Linked DNA regions of Homo sapiens: all the other regions are linked to region 3. Evidence: chromatin contacts called from ENCODE Hi-C or POLR2A ChIA-PET data. All regions are on one chromosome and are shown on one strand. The core of a region is the stretch at or near the end of the contact, and the rest is flanking DNA. Distances in the headings are between cores, read along the strand shown. Region 1 has its middle 19 kb from the start of LINC02695. Region 2 has its middle 54 kb from the start of LINC02695. Region 3 holds the start of CCDC83 (coiled-coil domain containing 83).

The links. A loop is a pair of places that touch in the nucleus more often than their neighbours do. ChIA-PET counts read pairs that join two places held with the same protein, here RNA polymerase II (POLR2A). Pooled maps may share reads with other maps.
Region 1: a loop to region 3 is called in a pooled map, with 3 times the contacts of the local background. The contact joins the enhancer-like site here to the promoter of CCDC83 in region 3. A Hi-C loop is called at or near these places in 5 of 50 pooled maps. POLR2A ChIA-PET finds 5 or more read pairs at or near these places in 2 of 52 experiments (Panc1 and naive thymus-derived CD4-positive, alpha-beta T cell).
Region 2: a loop to region 3 is called in a map of Caco-2, with 2.4 times the contacts of the local background. The contact joins the enhancer-like site here to the promoter of CCDC83 in region 3. A Hi-C loop is called at or near these places in 1 of 168 maps with a recorded cell type or tissue (Caco-2), 1 of 37 single-sample maps with no recorded cell type and 6 of 50 pooled maps.

The regions. Positions count from the first base shown.
Region 1 is chr11:86,172,831-86,176,320 of GRCh38, reverse strand. No RefSeq gene overlaps it. Among named protein-coding and RNA genes, the nearest start is that of LINC02695, 19 kb to the left of the region's middle. RefSeq lists cis regulatory regions at 1-150, 1,346-1,843. Within about 2 kb of position 2,125, at least 23 of the 41 ENCODE cell types and tissues checked have a DNase peak (open chromatin) inside an H3K27ac peak, as active enhancers do.
Region 2 is chr11:86,137,827-86,141,667 of GRCh38, reverse strand. No RefSeq gene overlaps it. Among named protein-coding and RNA genes, the nearest start is that of LINC02695, 54 kb to the left of the region's middle. Within about 2 kb of position 2,572, at least 8 of the 41 ENCODE cell types and tissues checked have a DNase peak (open chromatin) inside an H3K27ac peak, as active enhancers do.
Region 3 is chr11:85,854,126-85,857,682 of GRCh38, reverse strand. It overlaps CCDC83 (coiled-coil domain containing 83), which reads right to left and starts at 2,300. Exons shown (of 11, transcript NM_001286159.2): 1 at 2,099-2,300. It also overlaps a transcript of SYTL2 not described here and the pseudogene AHCYP6.

The sequences.
Region 1 (3,490 bases), core at 876-3,375, 320 kb before region 3:
ACATACTTCATGTTCGATCTAGTTGTAGTCATATATAGAAACCCAAATAATGATGGAATAAGAGTTAAGTCATGTGTTCCAGAATTAGCATTATCATTGATTATCTAGTGGGCTTCAGGCCATTCAGTTAAACAAACATCTATTCAGGTCAGGGGGTGGAGGAGATGTTCCCTGCTGTGCAGAAACTCAAAATTTTTAAGTCACACAGATTTGTAAACCTCCAATTATGAATAATGAAGTGGTACACACATACAAAAATATTATTGGCACATTGGGGAAGGAACAATTTGATGTGCCTTTGAAGGCTGTAGAAAGCACCACTGCAGAGAGGAGGTGACATCTGAGCTTGGTCTTGAATGATGGATGTCTAAGATTTTAAAGTCCAAGAAGGAGACCAGGTTGAAGGAGGAACATTAACAGATGAACAGAATAGCTAGATGAAGGAATGGCAAGAGTTCGGTGTGACCGGAGCACAGAATGCACAGTGGGGAGAATAGGAGATAAGGCTAGAAGGAACACTGGGCTGAAGTCATGTAGGATCTAATGTGCCAGGTTCATATATCTGGGCTTTGTTCTATCCAGCCCTTCCCAATCAGGATTCCACCAGAAAAATTAAGCCCTGATGACTTAAGACATCTATCATACAAATAAATTTCTCTCCCCTGTACACCTAGAATGGTATTAACTATGTACCATCCTGGAAAGACCTGAAATAGTCACTCAGATAATTTTCTGGAGGGCTTGGTTCTCACATGGAAGCCCAGGAGAGAAAGCCTGCTAGGCAGTGCAAGCCATCCAACATTTATAGAAAGCAAGTGACATCTTCACGTCATAGAAACACTGCTTGGGTGGCAATGAGAAGAGTGCTTTAGAAATAGTACAGGCAGAGGATAAGTGGTTAACTAAACTGCTGTTGCAATAATTCAGGTGGGTGACAACCAGGGCTCAGGGTGGTGACAGTAGAAATGGAGGTAAAGGACACCTTAGAGACATTTGGGAGGCAGAATAGATGGTGTTCTTTAGTGCTGTCTTCCCCAGCTCTTTGGCTATGATATGAAATCACCAGCTCCCTCCAGCTTCAGGCTGGAACCTTCCTAAAGAGGGCAAGAAGTGGCTGGGTGCAGTGACACACGCTTGTAATCCCAGCACTTTGGGAGGCCAAGGCAGGCAAATCACTTGAGGTCAGGAGTTCGAGACCAGCCTGGCCAACATGGTGAAACCCTGTCCGTATCGAAAATACAAAAATTAGCCGGGTGTGGTGGCATACGTCTATAGTCCTAACTACCTGGGAGGCTGAGGCAGGAGAATCGCTTGAACCAAGGAGGCAGAGGTTGTGGTGAGCCAAGATCATGCCACTGCTCTCCAGTCTGGGCGACAGAGCTAGACTCCATTTCAAAAAAAAAAAAAAGAGGGCAGAAGTGCACCAGCCACAACTCAGCATGGGGGTGGGGTGTGCTGCCACTGCTCTGGACCTTATCACATCTCTGGTGAACTCTGCACACCCTGATAGCCTCAAGTTGTGACTTTTCTTCACACCCCCTCACCCTCCTGGGCATGTTGGTCCAGTCTTCACAACTGACCTTCAGCCTCATTCTTCTCCCCAGCCACACATTTCAAAAGTGCTACCCTGAACTCCACACTGCCTGGCTGGGTTCCTGACGCTTTGCTTCCCTAACCCAACTCATTCTTCCAAGGAGCTGGATCCACTCCCTGTGCTCCACCCCAGCCCTAGGAGTCCTACAGCTGATGCAGCATTGCCAGCTCCAGTCCTGCTCATTCCCAGCTTCCTCCCTATGGGCCATGTGGCTGAGGTCTTATCATGCCTTATAACTAAACTGACCGGAATTTAGGCACGTCATCACCAAGCCTCATCTGGGGCCTGTTTTCTCATTTGTAATGTGTGGGGATTGTACTAGGTGACTTCTAAAGGATCTCCCTTCCAACACTAACATCCTGTGTTTCTAAGTAGGCCAACTGTAAAAGAAGTCTGCATTGGCACAGAACAATTGAGGCTGGGAGCAAGTGAGTCAGACTCAGCAGAAATGTCAAGCTCACTGTGGAGCCAGGAGATCAGAGTGCAGCATGCCACTGGGCAGACAGGAGCCAGGGCCTTGAGCCAGAGATTAGCCTACCCAGACAGCTGTGCGGACGAGATGACGGATGCCATGGCTTGCTTATTAGTCACATTGGTGTTCAAGGAATTAACCACTTCATTTTGTGCCCTCCAAAGGATAACATTCATTTATGACCTAAAGCTATTTAGCAGGGAGTTTGTAATTCTACCTTTCTCACAGTTACTGCTGGTGATTTAGGATTCAATATTATCCCATTACTATTTTGTCCATTTGCTTGAAATTGCCATCCAATGGGCATTCACTGACCATCTAGTTTTACTCTCAAGACTTCCTAAGTCCCTCTCAGATGCCTCTCAGTGTGTGTGAAAGAAAGGGCACAGACCTTTGGAGACCTACATTTGAACCCCACAGCTACTTACTAGTCATGTGGTTCTGGAAAAGTTAATCTCTGAAGAGTGTGTGTGTGTGTGTGTGTGTGTGTGTGTGTGTGAGAGAGAGAGAGAGAGACAGAGACAGAGTCTTGCTAGAGAGAGAGAGAGACAGAGTCTTGCTCTGTCACCCAGGCTGGAGTGCAGTGGCACGATCATGGCTCACTGCATCCTTCGCCTCCCTGGTTCAAGCAATTCTCCTGCCTCAGCCTCCCGAATAGCTGGGACTACAGGCGCGTGCCACCATGCCCAGCTAATTTTTGTATTCTTATTAGAGACAGGGTTTCACCATGTTGGCCAGACGGGTCTTAAACTCCTGACCTCAGGTGATCCACCCACCTTGGCCTCCCAAAGTGTTGGGATTATAGGCATGAGCCACCGCACCTGACTAATCTCTGAACTTTTGATTCCCCATGTGTGAAATGGGATAATAATAATACCTGCCTTGCAGATTTGTAGCCCAGGTTAAAGTGTCTACTATACGGGAGGTTCTCAGTAAAGAAGTTCTCCTTTACAGAAACCCTGCTGTTTTGCATGTCTTGAAATCTCTGCCTTCAGGATTGTTTCTCTTAGGTTTGCCTGGCCCTTTCCTCTCTTTCTTCCTTAAGCCTGCAAGGTCCCTGCTGGTCCACACAAGTTTCTGCTCCAATTCCAGACCTGCAGCATGCTGAGTCAGCACTAGCACTTCCTAGCGTAGGGGCTTTTCTCCACCCCATCATGGCTGAGCAATCACAAGCCAAGAAAATCTTGATCAGAAGATAAGATCATAGCTAAAGGCTCTGAGAGCTCCATTGTCTCAGCTTCAGATGCTGTTATATAGAAGATTAAAACCCCAGTACTGTGACTCAGTGAGGGCCCAGTTAGGAGATTACAAGACACAGTGCTGAAGGGTTAAAGGTGATAAAGTAAGGATGCCTTCAAGCTACTGAGTATAGGAATTAGCTGTGGGCACACATCTCTGGCAGGCTAGGGACTAACCTTCCTGGT
Region 2 (3,841 bases), core at 1,323-3,822, 280 kb before region 3:
AAACCATAATCCAATATGGGAAGTCACCCCAGAGGTGACCCTGGAGAAACCCCAGAGATAAGTGTATCTAGCAGTGTGACTGGCATCTCTTAAGGGCTCAATACAGCATATTGAACAAATGAACAAATCCAGAAGGAGTGCTGGACTAGGAATCAGGAAGCCTGCACTCCCCTCTGGATCTATGTGTCACTGACTGTCTGTGTGACCTTATGCTCTCTTGCTGTTATTTGGGACTACCAGGCATTTAAACAATTGTCATATTTGGGGGATACCAGTTATAGAGACAGAAGAGCATATTTGTCTCAACTAGTTGGAAATGGGAAGTGGGTGGCTTCAAGGGCCACTTTTACAAAGTAGAGTAAGTAGGATTGTGTGTATACTTGGATGAGACATGTGAAGAAAGGAAGGTGGTCCAAAGCAACTCCTAGATTTCTGACTTGGGCAGCTGGTGGATGGCGACAATGTTTACTGGGATGGGAGCAAGCAAGTAGCCACGGGTTTGAGAGGAATCTGATGATGGGCACCTTGTACTCCCAAAGCCCACATATTCAGAAAGACTCTGGCCCTTTGGCTCTTTCCCTACCTCTGTGACTCTGAAAATAGGCCCTCTGCATGAGAGGGATGGGCCACTGCAAGGCAGGCAGCTCCAAACGTGATGGAGCCTCAGGTTATGCTTCCTGGTGCTGGAGTGCTTCATGGGGCTGGAGTAACTCGGCCCTAATTCCCTCATCCATCTTTTTTCTTATTGCTAAAGCAGTTCCAGAAGGCAAATATGGAGATCTGGGACCCACAAGCCTAAAATGATAAAGAAAAGAAGAGAACCAGGGGTGGCGTCAAGATTAGAAGCTGGTTTGCTGCCAGAGCTTTGCTTCCTTTAATGCACTCGCCCACACTCTCCCTGTTTTTCAAAGACCAACTGCAGGCTTGACTCCTGCAGCCATGTCGGTGCCACTAGGCCTTGGTGCCGAATAAATAAAACTAGAGGGAAAAAATACAGTTGTCTGAGGACTGGGGATGGCTGGGAGCATCCAGCTTAGTGTCAAACTGAGGAAATGGTAGGATGGGAATCGATATGTAATCGAGAGAACAGATCTCCCGTGGACACAGACACCACCCTGATCTGAGCCTCATTTCAGTACTGCAGGCCTGGGTAGAGTCAGCTGACCCCAAAAGCACTGTGCTGGAGAATAGAGAATGACTGTCATTCTATGATGCCTTCTGAATATCGCTGCATAGACAGCATGCACTCTTTATAACAGCAGAAAGAGACATAAAAGAGACAAGGGTGGGGAGAGCAAATGTAAAAATATGAGAAATTATGCCCCTCGTCTTTAATTTTTATTATTATTATTTTTTTGAGACAGAGTCTTGCTCTGTTGCCCAGGCAGTAGTGCAGTGGCATGATTATGGCTCACTGCAGCCTCAAACTCCTGGGCTCCAAAGATCCTCCTGCTTCAGCTTTCTACATAGCTAGGACTACAAGCGTGTGCTACCACACCCAGTTAAATTTTTTTTTGTTTTTCCATTTTTTGTAGAGACGAGGTCTCACTACATTCCCCAGGCTGGTTTTGAACTTCTGGCCTCAAGCGATCCTCCTTGGCCTTTTAAAGCACTGGGATTACAGGCATGAGTGACCACACCAGGCCTTTTTTTTGAGACAAGGTGTGGCTCTGTTGCCCAGGCTGGAGTGCAGTGGTGCGATCTCGGCTCACTGCAACCTCCGCCTCCTGGGTTCAAACCATCCTCCCACCTCAGCCTCCCAAGTAGCTGGGATTATAGGCATACACCACCATGCCTGGCTAATTTTTGTATTTTTGATAGAGATAGGGTTTTCCCATGTTGCCCAGGCTGCTCTCCAACTCCTGGGCTCAAGTGATCCTCCTGCCTTGGCCTCCCCAAGTGCTGGGATTACAGGCATGAGCCACTGTATCCAGCCCTCCGGCCTTCATTTTTAAAAAGAATAAGTTTTATTTTTCTTTCTAATTACAAAAACAACATATACTCATGGTAGACAATCTAAGAAATACAGAGACCTAAAATAAATAATCAACTGTAATCCCACTAACCACTGTTGCTATTTGATGAATATTTGAATATTTACTGAATGCTGACTGTCTGAGGCACTCTAACAATCCTAAGGCTCAGGTAGTAAAATTATTCCCCTTTAATTAATGAAAGAACTGAGATTCAGCGAGGTTAAGATTTGCCTAAAAACACACAGCTGATACGTGGTAAAGCCTGGATTTGAACCTGGTTCTGTATCCCAATTTTCTCACAATATTTTATTTGTCTTGATCTACCAAGATTTGTCTTGGTATTTGTCTTGATACCAGAGATGATGGTACATCATCAAACAATCCCAATTTTCAAATGGGAAATACTTCAAAGCAAAAAGATACTGCATGAAGATGTTTCAAAAATGCGTTTTGTCTTTCAGGTCTTGTCACAGTTATTGCAATTTTGTAAGATCATTCATTGCGAAAGTGGTGTTTTGATTCTTTGCCCTTTCCGGCAACAAAAACAGAAAGCGACTTCCCTTCTATCATTTGGCCTGAGGCTTCTTTCTGCTTCTGCCCAAGGCAGACTGTGGTTAGCACTCAGTGCTTAACCTCTTCCTCCTGCATGTCCCTCTGAAGTAATACATTTTTGTTTTGACACTTTGGATATACTGGACCCTAAAAATCAAGCCAATAAGGAGCAGCCCAGAAAGGAAGAGAGTGCCATAGTCTCACCTGTGTTTTAGGGAGGTTAGTTTTGTAGCCGTGCAAGGGCTGGCTTGATTAGGAGATCTTAGACTCAGAGAAATTGGTTATCACTTTTAAAAAATGAACAAATGACATGGGTAACAACCTTACCCCATTCATAAGCTTCACCATCTCTCACCACATCTCTGTGTCCAGCCCCATTCCTGAATTCCTCATCTGACCCTCATTTCATCCTGACATTAAGGAGATTATCTACACAGATTATTTGATGATTTTTTAAAAGCTGAAAATTTAATAATTTATTCTTTACAGTAATGAATTAAGTCTGAACACTGAAATATCACTGGCACTAAAACTACCTCAGTAAAACATCATGTACCCAATACCCAATCCTGACTACCCAGTTTTGTTCCCCAGCCAGTCTAGCCCTGACAGTTTTAGACACTTCCTGCACATTCTCCACCATTAACCAGCTCTAGCTCCTCCTGGTAACTCTACAGTGGCTCTCAAGATAGAATTGTCATTAAATGTGGAAACTTTGGTTATCTTTATTTTTATAATTATTTATTGATTGATTTATTTTTTGAGACAGAATCTCACTCTTGTCATCCAGTCTAGAGTGCAGTGGCACAATCTTGGCTCACTGCAACGTCTATCTCTGGGTTCAAGCAATTCTCCTGCCTCAGCCTCCCCAGTAGCTGGGTTTACAGGCATGTGCCACCATGCCTGGCTAATTTTGTATTTTTAGTAGAGATGGGGTTTCACCATGTTGGTCAGGCTGGTCTCAAACTTCTGACTTCAGGTGATCCACCCGCCTCGGCTTCCCAAATTGCTAGGGTTACAGGCCTGAGCCACTGCATCTAGCCAGAGATCAATTTTTAAAAATTCTGCATATGAGTGAGAACGTGTTGTGTTTGTCTTTCTATGTCTGGCTTACTTCACTTAACATGTTTTCCAGATTCATCCATGTTGTTGCAAATGGCAGGATTTCGTTATTTCTTACGGCTGAATAGTATTCCATTGTGGTATATATATACATATATATATATCACATTTTCTTTATCCATATTCATCCATTGTTGAACACTTAGATTGATTCCATATCTTGGCAATTGTCAATAATGCTGTAGTAAACA
Region 3 (3,557 bases), core at 1,051-3,550:
TATGAGGGACTCCTGGCAGCCGGAGAGGTTGTCAAACTTGCTCTTGGTGACGGAGTTGTTGACATTGATGGCAGGCACTTTCAGGATCCCATTGGCCATCATCTTGTGTAGCTTGTGGACCCCAATCATGGTCTCCTTGAAGATGCCTCACATCCCCGACAAGAGCTGTGGGTACTTGGTGTGGATGAGGTTGGTGGGGGCCCAAGCGACATCCAGAATCACGTTGAGGAGGCCGTCTTTGAAGTATAATGTCTGCTTGGTGCACCACAGGTACTCCTCCTCTGTTTCGCCCTTCCAGGCGTACAACTGGAATGCCAGCCTTGGCAATGGCAGCTGCCTCATGGTCCTGGGTGATGTTGCAGCTGGACCACTGCAGCTTGGCACCCAGGGTAATGAGGGTCTCAATGAGGATGGCCATCTCCATGGGTCCTATGGAGGCAACTGGTGATGCGCGTGCCCTTCGAGGGCTTGGAGGGTTGAGTACAGCTCCCACATGCACGTCAGGCCCGGCATCTGGTTCTCCACAATATCCAGGGCTTTGCATCCCCAGAAGTCCAGGCCAATGTCAGTGACTTTGTAGGGCAGTTTGTCAGACATGCTGGTGGTGCTTGTGATAGACATGGCTGAAGGGGCCCAAGCCTCGATCTGGGGACAGGCACTGGGGGTATGGCACTGGGCAGGGGGTTCCCAGGTAGTTTATTCGTTTTGTGGCTACTGCAAATGAGATTGCACAGAACACATGTTTAACTTAATTAGAAATGGTCTCCAGTAAATGTTTTTAAAAATCCTGAATTAATTTAAAGCCATTCAGTGGTAATAGTACCACCTAAAACATTAATTTTAAAAATTGAGACCGCTTTTCATATTGATTATGTATATATGATAGGGACCAAAATTGTTAGTGTTAAAATGTAAAATTTGCCCGGTTTGGAAATATGTTAAAATCATATATTAAAATCAAGGTATTTAAAAATATCTAGATGAGTGACATTTTCAAGTTTCACTTGGACGACTGATGATGTACATTACATTAGCATGTATTTTCTTCACCAATCCTTTAGTCATGGCACATTTTTCTACTGCAGTACCCAAAGATATTGGAGTCTTAGCTTTAAAATTAGTCCGTCTTCTGATCCAGAGTTGCTAATATCAAATAGTTTGAACTGCAGTATATTACACTAACTTCTCTAGTAACCAGAACTACATTTTTTTCCCACTCTTACTGTCCTTCAGTTTTAGAATTATCAACAAAGAAAAGAAAAATAACTATGAAAATATTATTATGAGGATAAGGGAAAAATATGCAATAATAATGGTAGAGAACAAAAAGGCTTCTTTCTACCTTCAAATAGCAGTAGTGAGTCTAAAGAGGATCTTCTGGAGGTGGCTGTAAGGCAATCCATGAGCAATTATCACATAGACTGATAAATACCCAGTCATTATTTTTCCCCTCTGTCATCACAGGAATCTTTCTTTTCCTTTTTTTTTTTTTTTTTTTGGCTTAGATAGGGCACTTTTTCCCATCTCTTAATCACTTCCTCAACTCTCTCTCTTGCCCAGCAGAAAATTATGGGATAAGGAAGGGAGTGAGGCAACAACATGGCACTGTACAAATGTGACAAATTCATAAAAGAAACCAAGTGTTTTCTTTAGAAGAATGTTGTAGTATCCAGAGCAAGAAGTTGAAACCAATCTATGAATTGGGATATGAGGGTAAAAGACATCAATAACACACTTAGCACATATGAAGTACCTACAGCGGAAGAGCATTGCGCTGGTATTGAGAAGGATGCAAGAGTATGTGAGGTCCTCAGAAAGCATTCACTAGACTCAGAATTTGGTGAGAGAGGCACTAAGAGAAGCAAGACCGAGCTTAGTCCCAGCTCCTGCACAGAGTTGTATAACCTAGGCCAAGTCTCTGAACCTCTGACCTGTTTCCTCCTCCATCTGTCCTAGTTGCTGTCCGGGCTATGAGGCTCCAAACGCTTTGGGAAAACTGTCAAGTGATAAAGCCTCATAAGAATGGAAGGCATTCTTAGTCTGCTCTGCGTCTGCTGTGTGCTAGGGGCTGTGTGAGGGCACCGTGAAGGTTACAAACCTGAATCAAATTCAGAGCCTGCCTTTCGAGAGGGCAAATAATGTATCCAGGGGTTCTACCGCAAGGCGGAGAGATGGGTTAACATTCTGATCAGATTAAAAAGGCCTGCCCTCCTTCTCATCTCCTGGGTGGAGAAGAGGAGTGGGCCTATCAGAGCCCTTCCCAGCAGCTCCTAACGGCCCAAGAACGGCGCTTCGTGGACAAGACCAGGAGGGCGCGACCCCCAGGCTGATCTCGAAGCGGCGCAAGCCCAGGCCCGTGGAGAGTGGAGCCCGTGGAGGGTGGTCGGGGGGAAGCTTATAAAGTCTTCAGTGTCAGACTGGAAGGAGTCGGGGGCCAAGAAAAGAGGCCAGCCAGTCTCCTGACATCCCCTCCACAGCCTGCAGGGGCGGATACCCGGCCCTGGGCGGACAGCTCGCACTTCCTTTCAGCCCGCCGGCCAGGCCTACCGGCTCCACTGCAGCGGCTGCTGCGCCCTGCATTTCCAAGGCAACCGACGTCCTCCTCCCTACTCCCTCCCCACCCGCCCTAGCTTAGCCGCGAACGGCGGGCCGAGCGCGCCATCTGGTGGCGACGCAGGGAAGGGTCCCGGCCGAGCGCCCGCGCCGCCGCCTTGGTAGCAGCGGTAGCGCTCTCCCGCCTTCCTCCGCGCGGGATTTTCGGCGTCCCTCAGCCAGCTGGTCTCAAACGCTCACGCGCTCGTTGGCTCCCTTTAGTCGCAAGCCTGGAAGTTGGTGACTGTAGACACAGGGCCCACGGGCTTCGTGCTGTGACCGTGAGCAGGTCATTTGGATCTCAGAGTTTGTGTCTTCCGCTGTAAAATGAGACGCCTGGACTCGGTGGCGCTTTCCGCACAGTTCGGGGGACGGGGACGGGGCCTGGTTGTCTGGTGAGGCTTCTGCGCGCCTCTGTCCCGCTGCGCTCCTTCCACAATGGCGGCTTGTCTTCTTTCTACTTTCGTGCACTAATTCTTTGGTTTTAGCTCTTAATAAGAATGGCAGGTCCCTGGACTAAATGCTTACAGGGCAACTTCCTGCTGTATAAGTCCTTGATTCTGTTTTTCTTCTCGCTTTCCTTTTTTGTTCGTAAACCTAAAGAAAGGAATTTAAGTCCAGCATTTCCCACTCTTCGCTTTTTGCTGTTCTTTCCTCCGAGAGAGAAAAAGAAAATCCTACACGTACAGCCTTTAAAGTTCCTCTTTCCTCTCCTGCATTATTTCTCATTATCTGCCGCAAGATAATTTTCTTTTTTTGGTACTTGACACTGGCTTTGAACGGACAACTTTTTTTTTTTTTAATGAGTGGAAATATTCATTTATTCAGCACTTAGAAATAACAGTTCTTGATAATATTATGATTTATAATTTATACATGGTGTATTTTAATGAATTGCAGGTGTTTAAGAAATAAGTAATATAGCAGGGCGCGGTGGCTCATGCTTGTAATCCCTCACGCCTACA